2 separate regions of the Homo sapiens genome follow, and region 2 is linked to region 1. A link is a contact called in ENCODE Hi-C or POLR2A ChIA-PET data. All regions are on one chromosome and are shown on one strand. Each heading gives the region's core, a stretch centred on a gene start or an enhancer-like site at or near the end of the contact. The rest is flanking DNA. Distances are from core to core; before and after follow the strand shown.

Evidence for each region. Hi-C counts contacts between places; a loop is a spot of excess contacts on that map. ChIA-PET counts read pairs that join two places held with the same protein, here RNA polymerase II (POLR2A). Pooled maps may share reads with other maps.
Region 2: a pooled map shows a loop between it and region 1 (4-fold over the local background). The contact joins two enhancer-like sites. A Hi-C loop is called at or near these places in 2 of 37 single-sample maps with no recorded cell type and 7 of 50 pooled maps. POLR2A ChIA-PET finds 5 or more read pairs at or near these places in 1 of 52 experiments (activated T-cell).

What each region holds. Positions count from the first base shown.
Region 1 is chr7:92,901,056-92,908,864 of GRCh38, forward strand. All of the region lies in intron 1 of CDK6-AS1 (CDK6 antisense RNA 1), which reads left to right. Among named protein-coding and RNA genes, the nearest start is that of CDK6, 68 kb to the left of the region's middle. Within about 2 kb of position 3,401, at least 4 of the 41 ENCODE cell types and tissues checked have a DNase peak (open chromatin) inside an H3K27ac peak, as active enhancers do.
Region 2 is chr7:93,162,128-93,169,936 of GRCh38, forward strand. No RefSeq gene overlaps it. Among named protein-coding and RNA genes, the nearest start is that of SAMD9L, 18 kb to the left of the region's middle. RefSeq lists an enhancer at 3,562-3,631. Within about 2 kb of position 3,489, at least 4 of the 41 ENCODE cell types and tissues checked have a DNase peak (open chromatin) inside an H3K27ac peak, as active enhancers do.

The DNA of each region.
Region 1 (7,809 bases), core at 2,151-4,650:
AAATCAACCTCTTCTTTTCCTATATCGTTGGAAGGGTTACACAGCTATGGCCCAAAAGCCAAATTTGGCCTGTAGATATGTTTTATTTGTCCGTAGACTTTTGAAAGTTAGGTCAAGCATGTGCTCCTAGCTAGACACCACATTCAATCTTCCTATTGTCTTTTATTATGCATTTAAGCATGGCTTTGGAGTTTGTAATTCTTGAAGTAAACATCTGGTTTTTGGCATTTTTATTTATCTCAATGGAACCATTATCTCTTGGCTTACCCAAATTTGAAATATTGGAATCATGGAATCATTATTAATAATTTTTATGAAGTTTTTTTAATATAAAAATCACTTAAATACAAATAGATTCTCATTATCTAAGATTTAGACAATCAAAAGTACAAAATGCTGAAAGTCCCTTTTCACTTCTGTCTACCACTTTTTTCTCATTTACATGTAATCATTGTCATTAAGTTGGGATGTGTTCTTCCAGCTCACTTTGTAGACTTTTACACACACACACACACACACACACACACACACACACGGGCTATTTTTTTGTATAAAAAATAGGCTTGACAAATATAGTCCAACTTATTAACAATGGTTACTTCTAGATGGGGAAGAAATAGTAGAGAGGAGTGAAGGGGCTTTTCAATCTTTAGCCATTACTACCAATTCTGTATAATCATGACTTACAAACATATTTATATGAAGACTAAGTCAGCAAGACACAAAACCCAGCAGCTATAAATGAGAATATTGATAGATTGACTATGTAAAAATATTATACTGTATCAGTCAGGGTTCAACCAGAGAAGCAGAACCAGCAGGGAGAATAATTATAAATACAAATTCAAATTTAAATACACACACACACACACACACACATACACATATATATAGACAGATATAGATGCAGATAGATAGATACATGTATAGAAAGATAGAGATGTGTGTGTACACATACAGATAGACACACACACACACACACACATATGGATTGGCTTGTGTGATTGTTGGGGCTTACTAAGAAAGTCTGAAATCAGTAGAGAAGGTCTTTAGAAAGGGAATATCATAGTGTGAAACTTCATATTCCTTTGGGAGAAGCCTCGGTCCCACTTTTAAGGCTTTTCAACTGATTTAATCGGGTTTACTCAGATTATTTAAGATAATCTCCCTTATTTAAGGTCACTTGAGTAAGGGCTTTAATTATATCTGCAAACTACCTTCACAAGAAAACTAAGACTAGATGTTTAATTGAATAATTAGATATTGTAGCCTAGCCAAGGTAACACCTCAAAAAAGTCATCATATATACAAATTAAAAATTTACATACAGCAAAAGACACTGTGAACAGAGATAAGCAATATGCAAGTAAAATATCTATACAATATAGGTAATAGACAAAGGATTAATATTCAGAAGTTACTGAGTTCCCCCAAATCAGCAAGAAAGACAAGAATTAGTTGATAGAAAAATGGGCAAAGGATATGCATAGGCAATTTACACACAAATTTTCATAGTCTGATGAAAAAATACAAGAGAATGCTCAAATTCACTACTAATTAGGGAACTGAAATGTAAAGCAATAGCTAATTTTTCCTTATTATTTTAGCAAACATTTAAAATTATGGATAGCATCAAAAGCAGGCAAAAATGCAGATTAATGGGAACTCCTGCTAGGAATCTGTCCTTTCTTACTTTCTTTTTTAATCACTAAGCTCATATGTTTGATTGTTATGGTTGAGTCTCCCAACTAAATTCCGTGATTCTTTCCTCCCTATCTGAGTTCAGCTTGCATAGTACTACTAGATACATCTTAATCCTCTCTCTCTTTTTCCCTTACATACACACAGACAATGCCTTAACATTATTTGTAATAGCCTCAGCCTGGAAACCACTAACTGTCTAACAACTATAGCATGGATAAATAACTTGTGATATATTCATGCAACAGATTATTTATAATAAAGAAATTGACTATGAACTACAAGAATCAGCATGGATGACTCCTCAAAAATACTGTTGGGTAAAGAAGCAAAACAACAAAGAAAACATCAAGCATGATTGTATCTGAACAAAGTTCAAAAACGGCAAAACTAAACTATCTTATTTAGCAATGCATACCTAGGTGGTAAAAACAAAGTAAAACAAAGAAATGGTTATTCCAAATATTTGGGTAGCAATTACCTTATGGTTTGGGAATGGTGGATGCGGAGGGAGAAAGTTGTGATTTGGAAGTTAAACTCAGGAGATTTCGAAGTTAAACTCAGGAGATTTCAAAGTTAAACTCAGGAGATTTCTGGGGTGCTTTCGATCTTAGACTTCTTGACCTTGATGGCAATGACATGTTAAACAGAACATACATGTTTTACGTTTTCACTCTATTTGGTTATAGTTGATAATTTTTTAAATTTAAAAATACCACAAGGGAACTTCCTGAGGTGCTGGTAGCTATTTCTTGACATGAATGGTGATTGCATAACGTGTGATTTAAAAAATTAAATTTACTTAAAATTTCCACACTTTTCTCTTTGTTCTATTTGGCTAAAAAATTGTAAAAATAAAGTAGATAAAAAACCTTTATGAATTACTCCCTCCCTACAGAATAAAGATCAGATCCCTAACCTTTCAAAGTCCTCCATATATTGACTACCACAACCTTTCTAATCCTAACTCCCACTACTGCCTTCATAGAAACCAATAATAATAATGATAGCCCAAAACAAAAGTAAAAAACCCCAAAAAACCCCAACCTTCAAAACTGCAAACAAAATTAAAAAGTCCACAAATACACTAATTTTACTAAATTTCCTTTAACAAAAAACTTGACCTTGCCTCTTTTTATTCTTTATTTGAAGGATTTTGAATTGCCTACCACATGTTTTCCTAAGATGAATCAGAGCAGGATGACATGCTTGTTTAGTCTTTGATGATAATGAATATGTATTTACACGATTGTCAGAAAGAACACATTTCTCCCAAGTTGTTACCTAACTGGTATTGTGTGTTTAAGAATTTTCTTTCTGATTTAAACCAGCTAAAGCCAGTTTTTTAAAGGACATATATATATATATATATATATATATATATATATATATATATATATATATATATATATATATATATGATGTTAGATATTGGTTTGTGCCCAAGAAAACACAGGGAAAACTAAATAACCCAAATCAAGCCCTGAGTATTCATGTGCAGACTATCAGCTTCACACTTAGTCATAGTCAACTTCACACCTAAATGCCATTGAAAAGAAGCAGGGCCAAATGTTCCTGGAAAATGGGACTCTTAGGTTCACAGACGTTTGCTGAAAATACCTGAGCCCCATGCTTTGGGGAGATTTCACTAAGAAGATTGATATGCAGCTTCCAGGGGAAAGAATGAAGGAGGGGCAGGATGTGGTCTTGGTGAATCAGAAGCGGCCCTCCTTCCCCACCCCTCTTCTGAGTCAGCATGCAGCCACATGGCCCCACATGGTGCAGTTCTGGTTCTCGGATGAGCTGTCATATGGGGTCCTCCCTGTCTGCCTTTATTAAAGCACTTGGTGATTTCCAGCAGCCCTATTTGTCATATAAATAGTTTTGTTCTGTCTATAAATTAGTCAAGCAATTCATTTTTGAATCTTTCTGATAGTGACACAGTGACATGAAGTGTTGTTGGGTTTGCTTGTTGTTGGATTTGCTTGCCTCATTTGGTCCTTTAAATGGTAAAGTAACATCACCCGTTTGTAGACAGCCTCGCAAAAATTTGAGCCTTTGGTTTTGGAACCAAGTCAGCTGGGTTCAAATTCCCACTTGCCACCTTCCAAACCTGGGATTTTTTAAGTGCATATATTCCTTTTTGCCTTAGGGCATGAAACATGTGCTCAGCACTTGGTTGCTGCAGTGGGAACTGAGAGTCATTCTTGCTGGTCGTGCTGGTGGCAGAAGTTATGGCAAGCTCCCACAGAGCAGTGGCAGACTTGCCAGTGCCCGTGTCTGGGCTCCAGGTCTGGCAGTGTGGCAGAGTGGGCCACACTCACCAGTGCTGGGCAATAAGACAGTGTTTTCACATTGGACCAGCTCCATTACTTGATCTGGGGTATTGTTCATGGCTACAGAGTCCTCACATTGGCAGTCCTGGCAACTCTGGGAGTTCTGCAATGCCCTTTTAAGCACATTCCCTTTTGCTTAAACGAAAGTTGGTCTCTTTTAATTGTAATGAAAGATATTGACTGATATAGTGACCTTGTGAAAATTTACTTTCTCATCTATAGAGTAGCTTAATAATAGCCATCTCTAAGGGTTATTGGGAGATTTCAATATATTAATGCATGATTTGCATTAATCCACACTAACTATTTAGTCCACACTATTATCCACCCTAACTATATTCATCCACAATAACTATTTAGTCAGTGTGGTGTCTGGCACTAAAATATTAGTTATTAATTATTAATAATGTGCTGGGCACAGGAAGAGCATTGGACTGTCTGTAATGAGAGTGCGTCTTTTTATCAGGAGGGCCTCACTGTTTTAGGGTTAGGAATGATAGGATTAAAAGTAATTTGGGAATTTTTATGACTCATGACTTTATGGTTGGTTGATTTAGGCAACGATATAGCTTTTGTTTCACTTATTAAATTTAAATTTAATTTATGGACTTGTAAGGGCATAAATTTAATTTTACAGCTTGATTTTGACACAAAGCAAGATACTGAACATTAACACCACCACAGAGGCCTACTATGTGCTCCTGTCCCTGTTGTTACTTCCTCCAAAGGTAACCACGGCACAGATTCCTATTACTATAAATTAATGTTGCCTGTTTTTGAATTTTATTTGAATGAGATTACATAGTATATACTCTTTTGTTGCTAAATGTTATACCTTTGAGGTTCATTAATGTTTTTATAGATAGATATAGTTTTCTTCATTGCTAAATTGTATTCCATTATACATATATACTACAATTTATCTATTCTATTGTTAATGGGTAATATAGTTTGGCTCTGTGTCCCTACCAAAATCTCATGTCAAATTGTATCCCCAGTGTTGGAGGAGGGGCCTTGTGGAAGGTGATTGAATCACGGGGACGGACTTTCCTGTTGCTGCTCTTGTGATGGATTTCTCACAAGATCTGGTTGTTTGAAAGTGTGTAGCACCTGCCACTTCACTCCCTCTCTCTCCTCCTGGCCATGTGAAGACTGTGCCTGCTTCCTCTTTGTCTTCCACCATGATTGTAAGTTTCCTGAGGTCTCCCCAGGAGCAGAAGCCTATACATCCTGCAGAACTGCAAGCTAATTAAATCTGTTTTCTTTATAAATTACCCAGTCCCAGGTATGTCTTTGTAGCAGTGTGAGAATGGACTAATACAATGGGCATTTGGGTTGCTTCTAGTTTGGTGCTATGGAGAATAATGTGCTAGGAATATTCTCATTCTCATAACTATCATTTTGTGCACATATGTATGCATTTCATTTAATTTTATACCTGCAGATTGAATTTCTGAATCATACGGTGCACATATGCTCAGCTTTACTGGTAACAAAATTTCCAAAGTAGTTTTTACCAATTTACACCCTCAAAGCATCCTATGAGTTTCTGTTGCTCTATATCCTCATCAATACTTGGTATTGTCAATCTTTTTAATTTTAGCCATTCTACGGTGTGTGTAGAGATAGCCTATGTTGTTTTCAATTTGCATTTTCTGGATAACTAGTAATGTTGAGTACCTATTCATGTTCATCGGTCATTTGGATATCTCTTGTAAAAAGCTGTTCAAGTTTTTTTCCCATTTAGAAAAAAATTGAGCCTGTGTTTTTTATAAATTTATAAGAGATACTTACATAGTCTAGATATGAATTGTTTGTGTGATTTAAATATGTCAGATATCTTCTTCCACTTTGCATCTTGCCTTTTCACTCTCTTAATGGTGTCTTTTGATGAGTAGAAGCTTTAAATTTTAATAAGTCCAAATGATCAACAATTTTATTATGTTAGTGCATTTTATTTTAATTAATAGACTTTATTTTTAATGCAATTTTAGTTTTACAGAAAAATTGAGCCAAAGAACAGAGATTCCCATACACTCCCTGCTCTTCCAGTTTCCCTATTAATTTATGTCTTGCATTGATATGATACATTTGTTACAGTTGATGAACTGATATTGATACATTGTTATTAACATAAAGTCCATCTCATATGTTTATAAATATCCTATTGCTTCTGTTTGTCTGGAAAGCCCTGATTAATACACCTTGGCAACCACTAATCTTTTTACTGTCTCTATAGTTTTGTCTTTTCCAAAATGACATTTGTTGGAGATATACATATGTAGCCTTTCAAACTGGCGTCTTTCACTTGGCAATATGCATTGAAGGTTCCTCTATATCTGTTTGTGGGTCATTTTTTTCTTATTGCTTAATAGTATTAATATTACATTGTAGGGATGTACCACAGTTTGCTAATTTCATTTATCTATTGAAAGACATCTTGGTTGCATTCAATTTTAGGCAATTATTAATAAAGTTCCTGCAAACATTCATGTCAAATTTTTGTGTGGACATAAGTTTTTAAGTCATTTGGGCAAATACATAGGAGTATGATTGCTGGATCATAAGGCGAGACAAGGTTTAGCATTGTCATAAAATTCCATTTGTCTTCCAAAGTGGCTGTACTATTTTACAATCCTACCAGCAACGAATAAGAGTTCTGGATGGATGTGTGTGCGTGTGTGTGTGTGTGTGTGTGTGTGTGTGTGTGTATTCTATATATGTATATATGTATATGTGTGTCTGTGTGTGTATATACGTGTGTGTATGTAAAACTTGACCCCTACTTCACATCAGATATAAAAATCAATTTCAGAAGGATTGAAAGATAAATCAATACAAGTTCTAGAATATAACATAAGAGAAGATTCTGTTTTTAATTTCCTTTAAAGCATTAACTTAAGAGAGTAAAAAAAAACAAGTCACAGACTGAGGGGAAATATTTGTAAAACACGTACCAGATAAAGGTCTTGAATCCAAAATATACAAAGACATCTTAAAACTCAACAGTAAGAAAACAAACAACCCAATTATAAAGTGGGCAAAAGACCTGAACGAACACCTCACCAAAGAAGATATACAGACAGCAAATGGCATATCAACATATGTCCAACATCATATGCCGTTAGAGAATTTCAAATTACAACAAGATAATACCACACATCTATTAGAATCATTAAAATCCAAAACACTGAAATACCAAATGCTGATGAGAATGTGGAACAATCAATCCAGCATAATTTATTTAAAAGACCATCCTTTTTCCACTCCATCATAGTAACAGTGTTGTTGAAAATCAGGTAACTGTATACAAGGACTATTTCTGGACTCAATTCTATCCTCTTGGTCTGTTTATTTTTCCTGGTGCCAATATCACTCTTTTGGTTACTGTAGCTTTAAAATAAACTTTGATAGCTGTAAGCTAATCTTCTTCACAATTCTCTTGGCTATTTTTGATCCTTTGCATTTCCATATAAAGCTTAGAAACAGTTTGCCAATTTCCACACACACAGACAGATACACAGAAAACATCCTGAGAACTTGATTGTAAATGTTTTGAATCTATAGATCAGTGTTATCAAACCTTTTGGTCTTGCGACCCCTTTACAATCTTAAAAAGTATTGAGAACTCTAAAGAGCTTTTCTTTATGTGGGTTATATCTATTAATTGTTACCACAATGAAATGGAAAACTGAGAAAATTTAAACATACTTACTAAATAATTTAAAAATAACAATAAACCCATTACATGTTAAAATACATAAATAAGTGA
Region 2 (7,809 bases), core at 2,239-4,738, 260 kb after region 1:
ACATCCCACTGTAATTTCTGTTGTCCAGTTGCTTCTCTTCCTCCTGCTGGCTGAGCCTGGGGTTTTTATGGGCACAGGATGGGGGCAGAGCAGGCCATGGGTAGTTTTGGAAAAGGCAACATTTGAGGGGGAAAACAGGAATGCAAGTTCTTACTTTGGGCCACAGTTCCAGGCTTGAGGGTGGGGTCCTCACTGGGGACCCACTCTCTTCTGCCCAAAATTTCCCTGCCTCCTTTCCCTATGAGAAGGACTGGAAAGTCCTGACTCGTCAATATAAATACTAGTCTTGTGATCTTGGCCAAGACATTTAACTGCTCTTTTTCTCATTTTCTCCATCTATTCAGATGAGGATGACAGGAATCCTATTAAGATCATATAAGACAAGGCTATGTGTAAAAAAGTCCTTTAGAAACCACAAATAATGATTTCAACAGTCATGGAAGTGAGTTGGCCAAGAGTCCCACCATACCAGTACCAAGAGGTGACTTGGTAAACAAGAAATGGTACTGTGTGATGGGCTTATACTGCCCACTAAGAGCAAGGAAGGCATTGCTGTTACACTTCAGGACCATGCTCATCAGGGAGCTTGGAGGGATCACAAAGGCAACATAGAGAATTATCCGTACAGAGACAACAGGCCACAAGGTAATCACTGGACAGCCACAGCACAGTAGGTAGGGATGCCATCAGTCTTTATGTGAAGTTGGGCTTCTTCAGGAAGTCGTGAGAACACTGACATCATACCACAATCGGGAACCAACCAGGAACTGAACCAACACACCAGAGACTCCATCAGTGATGACTTCAATATCATCACAATGAACATCTTGGATGCCAGGTGGAGGCAACTGCAAATCTGCCAAATTGGGACTGGTAAACAGGCAAAGAAAGAAAGAGAGATTGAAAAAAAAAAAAAAAAAAGACAGAGAATCCACTTAAGAGTTCACAAACAAAATTCAAAAACACACAAAGCAGCTAAGATCAAAAAGGACAGACAAAATTAACTATGAATTCATTCCAAATAAAAATAAATTTACATTTTAATAAGCATGTTTAGGATTGTCAAAGAAATAAATGTAGGGATATTAATAAAAACAGAACAAGAAATTATTTTAAAAAGTTGAAATTAAAGATAGATAAGAAAAAGTTAATTGAAAATCTTGGAAATTATATATATAAATTGTGTGTCTACATTACATATGTATTATATATAATATATGCATAATGTTATATATGTACTTTATATATGATATACACATTCATACATCTTATATGTATTTTATGCATATATGTGTATATTCAATAGGTTTGCTAAATTCCAGTTATGGTTAAAAAAAAATAAAATTTGTGTATTGAAAGATGTTTCTGAGGAATTTACCCAAATGAAGCACAGAGAAAAAAGAAATAAAAATATGTGAAAGGACAATTAAAATATATGGTGAAGAGTTTGAGAGACTTCAACAAATGTCTGATTGTTGTTTCAGAAAAAGTGAAGAAGGAAAATAATGGCAAAGTAACATATGTTACTTCTGCTATTTCCCAGAATTGAAGAGAGACATGAACTTTTATCCTGGAGATTTTAAAAATTACAAATAAAATAAAAATAAATCCATAGCTGGACATAGCATAATGCAACTGAAAAACATTTAGTATAAAAAGGAAAAATTTCAAACTCTCAAAGGAAAAAATTCCCAAATTATCTATACAAGACTGAGTACAGAACTTTCATCAGAAACAACTGATGAAAAAAGACAAGGAAGTAATATATTCAATATTTTGAGAGAAAATATTCATCAGCCTAGAAACTTACACTCAGGTAAACCACAATTCCAAGGTCAAAATTAAGACATTTCAGACATACACATTTCTTTAGAATTTACCACTAATTGATTTTCAATGAGAACTGATTACTTGATGTACTTTAATAGGAAGAGAAGTAGACTTAGAGGGATGACAAATGACTTGAAAAATTGGAGTCACACACAACATTAAGAAAAATGGAGGCACACAAATTGATTAAAGGGTTGAATGTGTGTGCTTTGATGAAGGGATGTTAAAGCATTGTAGTGTTCTAGGAGGACTATAAAGATGTGGATTAATTCCAGATTTTAAAATAAAACTATATATGTATTAAAAATATAGGATGCCAACTAAGGGAAGAAAAATATAGTCTAGGGTTTCCATGAGAGTAGGAGATAAAAAAAAATGTAGAAAACTTTATTAATCTACCAGAAGGGAGGAACAGAAATAAAAAAGAAATGGGGAAGAAAGATGGTAAACAGAAAACATGAATTACAAAGGAAAAAGAATATATAGTTATCACAGTGAATGTAAATAAGTTGAATTCACTTATTGAAGTACAGTCTATCATGTTGACTATATGTTGTTTATAAAAGATCCGACTAAAACAAAAACTACACAGAGATTTGAAAGAAAGTATTGAAAAATATACTAGGCAAATAATAACCAGACAAAGGATATATCAATATTAAAATAAAATAAAATGTAAGACTGAAAACTTTGATAGGGATAAAAAACATTCTACCAAGAGAATATAATAATAATGAATTTGTGAGTGTGTAACAACATAGCCTTGAAATATATGAAGTGAAAACTGAATTACATGGTGAAATTGACAAAACAATTTAGTTGAATTAAAAACCTAAATATGAAATGGAAAAAATTTCAGAAGAAAACATTTAAAACATGAGAATTGAAAAATAATTTTGCCACAAGACACAAAAATACAAACCATAAAGGAAAATACCAATACATTTTTATACATTAAAAAAACTTTTTGTATCAGAAGATACCATATAAGGGAGAAAAAGTAAGTTACGTAATCAACACAGGATTATAAAATCAACAAAGAATTAATATTCAGCATAGAAAGAGTTCCTACAAATCAATACAAAATGACAGCCTGATAGAAAAATGGTTAAAATATGTAAAAAATCAATTTATAGAGGAGAGAACCTGAATGGCCAATAAATATAAGAAAATATCTCGACCTCACTAGTAATAAGGGGAATACTTGTCAAAATTACAAAAAGGTAATATTTCACATTCATTATGTAGGAAAAGTATTATAAAAAGTAGGTTAAACAGAATTCTCAGATTCTTGTTGGAAATACAAGTTGTTAAAGTAATTAGTATCTAGAGAAGTTGATACTCACGTCTCTAATCTAGATTTTCAGTTTCTAGGTTTATGCCATAAAGAAACTGACACAAGTTCATAAAAAAGAATATTTATTGTTCTAATGAAGAGCAAGAAAAAGTTCAAATCCAACAGTTGAAGGAAAGATAAATAAATTGTATGTACATATATACACATAATATATATATATGTGTAACATAGGTATTTTGGATTTAAAAACTTGTGTTACAAAATTAATGAGAGGCCATTAGGCTGAGATGGGTTTAGGCCTTAGGTCCTACATAAGCAAACTGAAACCCAACTCATTGTAAATAGTGAAATGAAACTTTTAGCTTAACCAATCAGAAACTTCCAACTATATAAGCAAACTGAAACCCAACTCATCGTAAATAGCAAAATGAAACTTTTAGCTTAACTGATCAGATACTGCCAACTAACCCTTAACTAGGGACTTTCCACTTTAATGAATCAAATATTTTCTTTGTCTTGCTTCCATGAGCACCTTATAAAAGTTTTGCCCTCACACCCTCTTTCTAAAGTGCTAAACTGCTTGTAATTCATGAATTGTTAAATGTTCAAAAAACTCATTAAAATTTTAATATGTCTAAGTTTTGGTTACAATTACATAAATATATGGCATAGAAGGAATTTTAGATGCTAAGTTTTGTTTTTTAAAAAATAAATTCTCCTTGTAGTATGGGAGCAGAAAAGAAAATAAATAATAAAATAAAAAAATAAATTCGACTTCTGCTTTCATCTCTGACACATAGAGGGCTTGGAAATAGTCACTTCCATCTTTACAAAAAAAATCTTGAACAAAATGAAAAATCAATTGCTTTTCTTGAAACCTTCAGAAAATTGAGGTCAGAAAATAAACTGTCATCCTGAAATCTGGAGACACCAGCAAATACAGAGAATCATAGCTGAGATCAGCTTACCTGGACCAGAATCCATAGGAGCAATAAACTGATAATGACACTTAAATGGTAATTTTGACATGCTGACCTAAAGGAAGAAGCTGAGGAACAAAGTATAATTTTAAAGAGTTTACTTAAGCCAAGGTAAGAACAGTTGCCCAGAAAACTCAGACCTCAGTAAATTTGGATATGAGCTCCCCATTTGGCCTTTGTTACAAGCAGGTTTCTAAAGGTGAAGAGGGGGGACAGGAATGGGATTATACAAAGTTGCTCATCAGGAATTCTCATTGGTTTACAGAAAAAAAACATTGATTAGTGGTTGGCTATACATTGTTCTTTGTATCACACATTCCAGGACCATGAAGATAATGGCTGAAGGTCACATTGTGCAACTTGTGGTAACTTATTTTGAGATATGTTTCATCAATACCTAGTTTATTGAGAGTTTTAAGCATGGAGGCTGTTGAATTTGTTAAAGGCTTTTTCTGCATCTATTAAGATAATCATGTGGTTTTTGTCATTGCTTCTGTTTATGTGATGGATTACATTTATTGATTTGCATATGTTGAACCAGCCTTGCATCCCAGTTATGAAGCCGACTTGATAGTGGTGGATAAGCTTTTTGATGTGCTGCTGGATTCGGTTTGTCGGTATTTTATTGAGGATTTTTGCATGGATATTCATCAGGGATATTGGCCTGAAATTTTCTTTTTTTTGTTGTGTTTTGGAATCAGGATGGTGCTGGCCTCATAAAATAGGTTAGGGAGGATTCCCTCTTTTTCTAATGTTGGGAATAGTTTCAGAAAGAATGGTACCAGCTCCTCTTTGTATCTCTGGTAGAATTCAGCTGTGAATTCGTCTGGTCCTGGACTTTTTTTTGGTTGGTAGGCTATTAATTACTGCCTCAATTTCAGAAATTGTTATTGGTCTGTTCAGGGTTTCGACTTCTTCCTGGTTTAGACGTGGGAGGGTGTATGTGTCCAGGAATTTATCCATTTCTTCTAGATTTTCTAGTTTATTTGCATAGAGGTGTTTATAGTATTCTCTGATGGTAGTTTGTATTTCTGTGGGATCAGTGGTAATATCCCCTGTATCATTTTTTATTGCATCTATTTGATTCTTTTCTCTTTTCTTCTTTATTAGCCTGGCTAGCGGTCTATCTAATTTGTTGATCTTTTTAAAAAACTAGCTCCTGGATTCATTGATTTTTTGAAGGGTGTTTCATGTCTCTATCTCCTTCAGTTTTGCTCCGATCTCAGTTATTTCTTGTCTTCTGCTAGCTTTTGAATTTGTTTGCTCTTGCTCCTCTAGTTCTTTCAATTTTGATGTTAGGGTGTCGATTTTAGATCTTCCCTGCTTTCTCTTGTGGACATTTAGTGCTATAAATTTCCTGCTATACTCTGCTTTAAATGTGTCCCAGAGATTCTAGTACGTTGTGTCTTTGTTCTCATCGATTTCAAAGAACATCTTTATTTCTGCCTTAATTTTGTCATTTATCCAGTAATCTTTCAGGAGCAGGTTGTTCAGTTTCCATGTAGTTGTGTGGTTTTGAGTGAGTTTCTTAATCCTGATTTCTAATTTGATTGCACTGTGGTCTGAGAGACTGTTATGATTTCCGTTCTTTTGCATTTGCTGAGGAGTGTTTTACTTCCAATTATGTGGTCAAATTTAGAATAATTGCGATGAGGTGCTGAGAAGAATGTATATTCTATTGATTTGGGATGGTGAGTTCTGTAGATGTCTATTAGGTCCACTTGGTGCAGAGCTGAGTTCAAATCCTGGATATCGTTGTTAACTTTCTGTCTCGTTGATCTGTCTAATGTTGACAGTAGGGTGTTAAAGTCTCCCATTATTATTGTGTGGGAGTCTAAGTCTCTTTGTAGGTCTCTAAGGACTTGCTTTATGAATCTTGGTGCTCCTGTATTGAGTGCATATATATATAGGATAGTTAACTCTTGTTGAATTGATCACTTTACCATTATGTAATGGCCTTCTTTGTCTCTTTTGATCCTTGTTGGTTTAAGTCTGTTTTATCAGAGATTAGGATTGCAACCCCTGCTTTTTTTTGTTTTCCATTTGCTTGGTAGATCTTCCTCCATCCCTTTATTTTGAGCCTGTGTGTGTCTCTGCACATGAGATGGGTCTCCTGAACACAGCACACTGATGGGTCTTGACTATTTATCCAATTTGCCAGTCTGTGTCTTTTAATTGGAGCATTTAGCCAATTTACATTTAAGGTTAATATTGTTATGTGTGAATTTGATCCTGTCAATTCAACTAGCAATGATGCTAGTTGGTTATTTTGCCCGTTAATTGATGCAGTTTCTTCATAGTGTTGATGGTCTTTACAATTTGGTATGTTTTTGCAGTGGCTGGTACCAGTTGTTCCTTTCCATGTTTAGTGCTTCCTTCAGGAGCTCTTGTAAGGTAGGTCTAGTGGTGACAATATCTCTAAGCATTTGCTTGTCTGTAAAGGATTTTATTTCTCCTTCACTTATGAAGCTTAGTTTGGCTGGATATGAAATTCTGGGTTGAAAATTCTTTCTTTAAGAATGTTGAATATTGGCCCCCATTCTCTTCTGACTTGTAGGGTTTCTGCAGACGGATTCGCTGTTAGTTTGATGGGCTTCCTTTTGTGGGTAACCCAACCTTTCTCTCTGGCTGTCCTTAACATTTTTTCCTTCATTTCAACCTTGGTGAATCTGACGATTATGTGTCTTGGAGTTGCTCTTCTCAAGGAGTATCTTTGTGGTGTTCTCTGTATTTCCTGCATTTGAATGTTGGCCTGTCTTGCTAGGTTGGGGAATTTCTCCTGGATAATATCCTGCAGAGTGTTTTCCAACTTGGTTCCATTCTCATCGTCACTTTCTGGTACACCAATCAAACATAGATTTGGTCTTTTCACATAGTTCCATATTTCTTGGAGGCTTTGCTTGTTTCTTTCCATTCTTTTTTCTCTAATATTGTCTTCATGCTTTATTTCATTAAGTTGATCTTCAATCTCTGGTATCCTTTCTTCTGCTTGCTTGATTTGGCTATTGACACTTGTGTATGCTTCATGAAGTTCTTGTGCTGTGTTTTTCAGCTCCATCAGGTCATTTATGTTCTTTTGTAAACTGGTTATTCTAGTCAGCAATTCAACTAACCTTTTTCAAGGTTCTTAGGTTCCTTGCATGCTCCTTTAGCTCAGAGGAATTTGTTATTATCCACCTGCTGAAGCCTACTTCTGTCAATTCATCAAACTCATTCTCCTTCCAGTTTTCTTCCCTTGCTGTCAAGGAGTTGTGATCCTTTGGAGGAGAAGTGTTCTTGTTTTTCGAATTTCCAGCATTTTTATGCTGGTTTCTCCCCATCTTCATGGATTTATCTACCATTGGTCTTTGATGTTGGTGACCTTCGGATGGTGTCTCTGAGTGGACATGCTATTCCTTTCTACTTGTTAGTTTTCCTTCTAACAGTCAGGCCCCTCTGCTGCAGGTCTGTTGGAGTTTCCTGGAAGTCCACTCCAGACCCTGTTTGCCTGGGTAGCACCAGTGGAGGCTGCAGAACAGCAAAGATTGCTGCCTGTTCTTTCCTCTGGAAGATTCATCACAGAGAGGAACCTGCCAGATGCCACCCAGAGCTCTCCTGTACGTGATGTGTCGGCCCCTACTGGGAGATATCTCCCAGTCAGGATACACGGGGGTCAGGTACCCACTGGAGGAGGCAATGTGACCCTTAGCAGGGCTCGAAAAC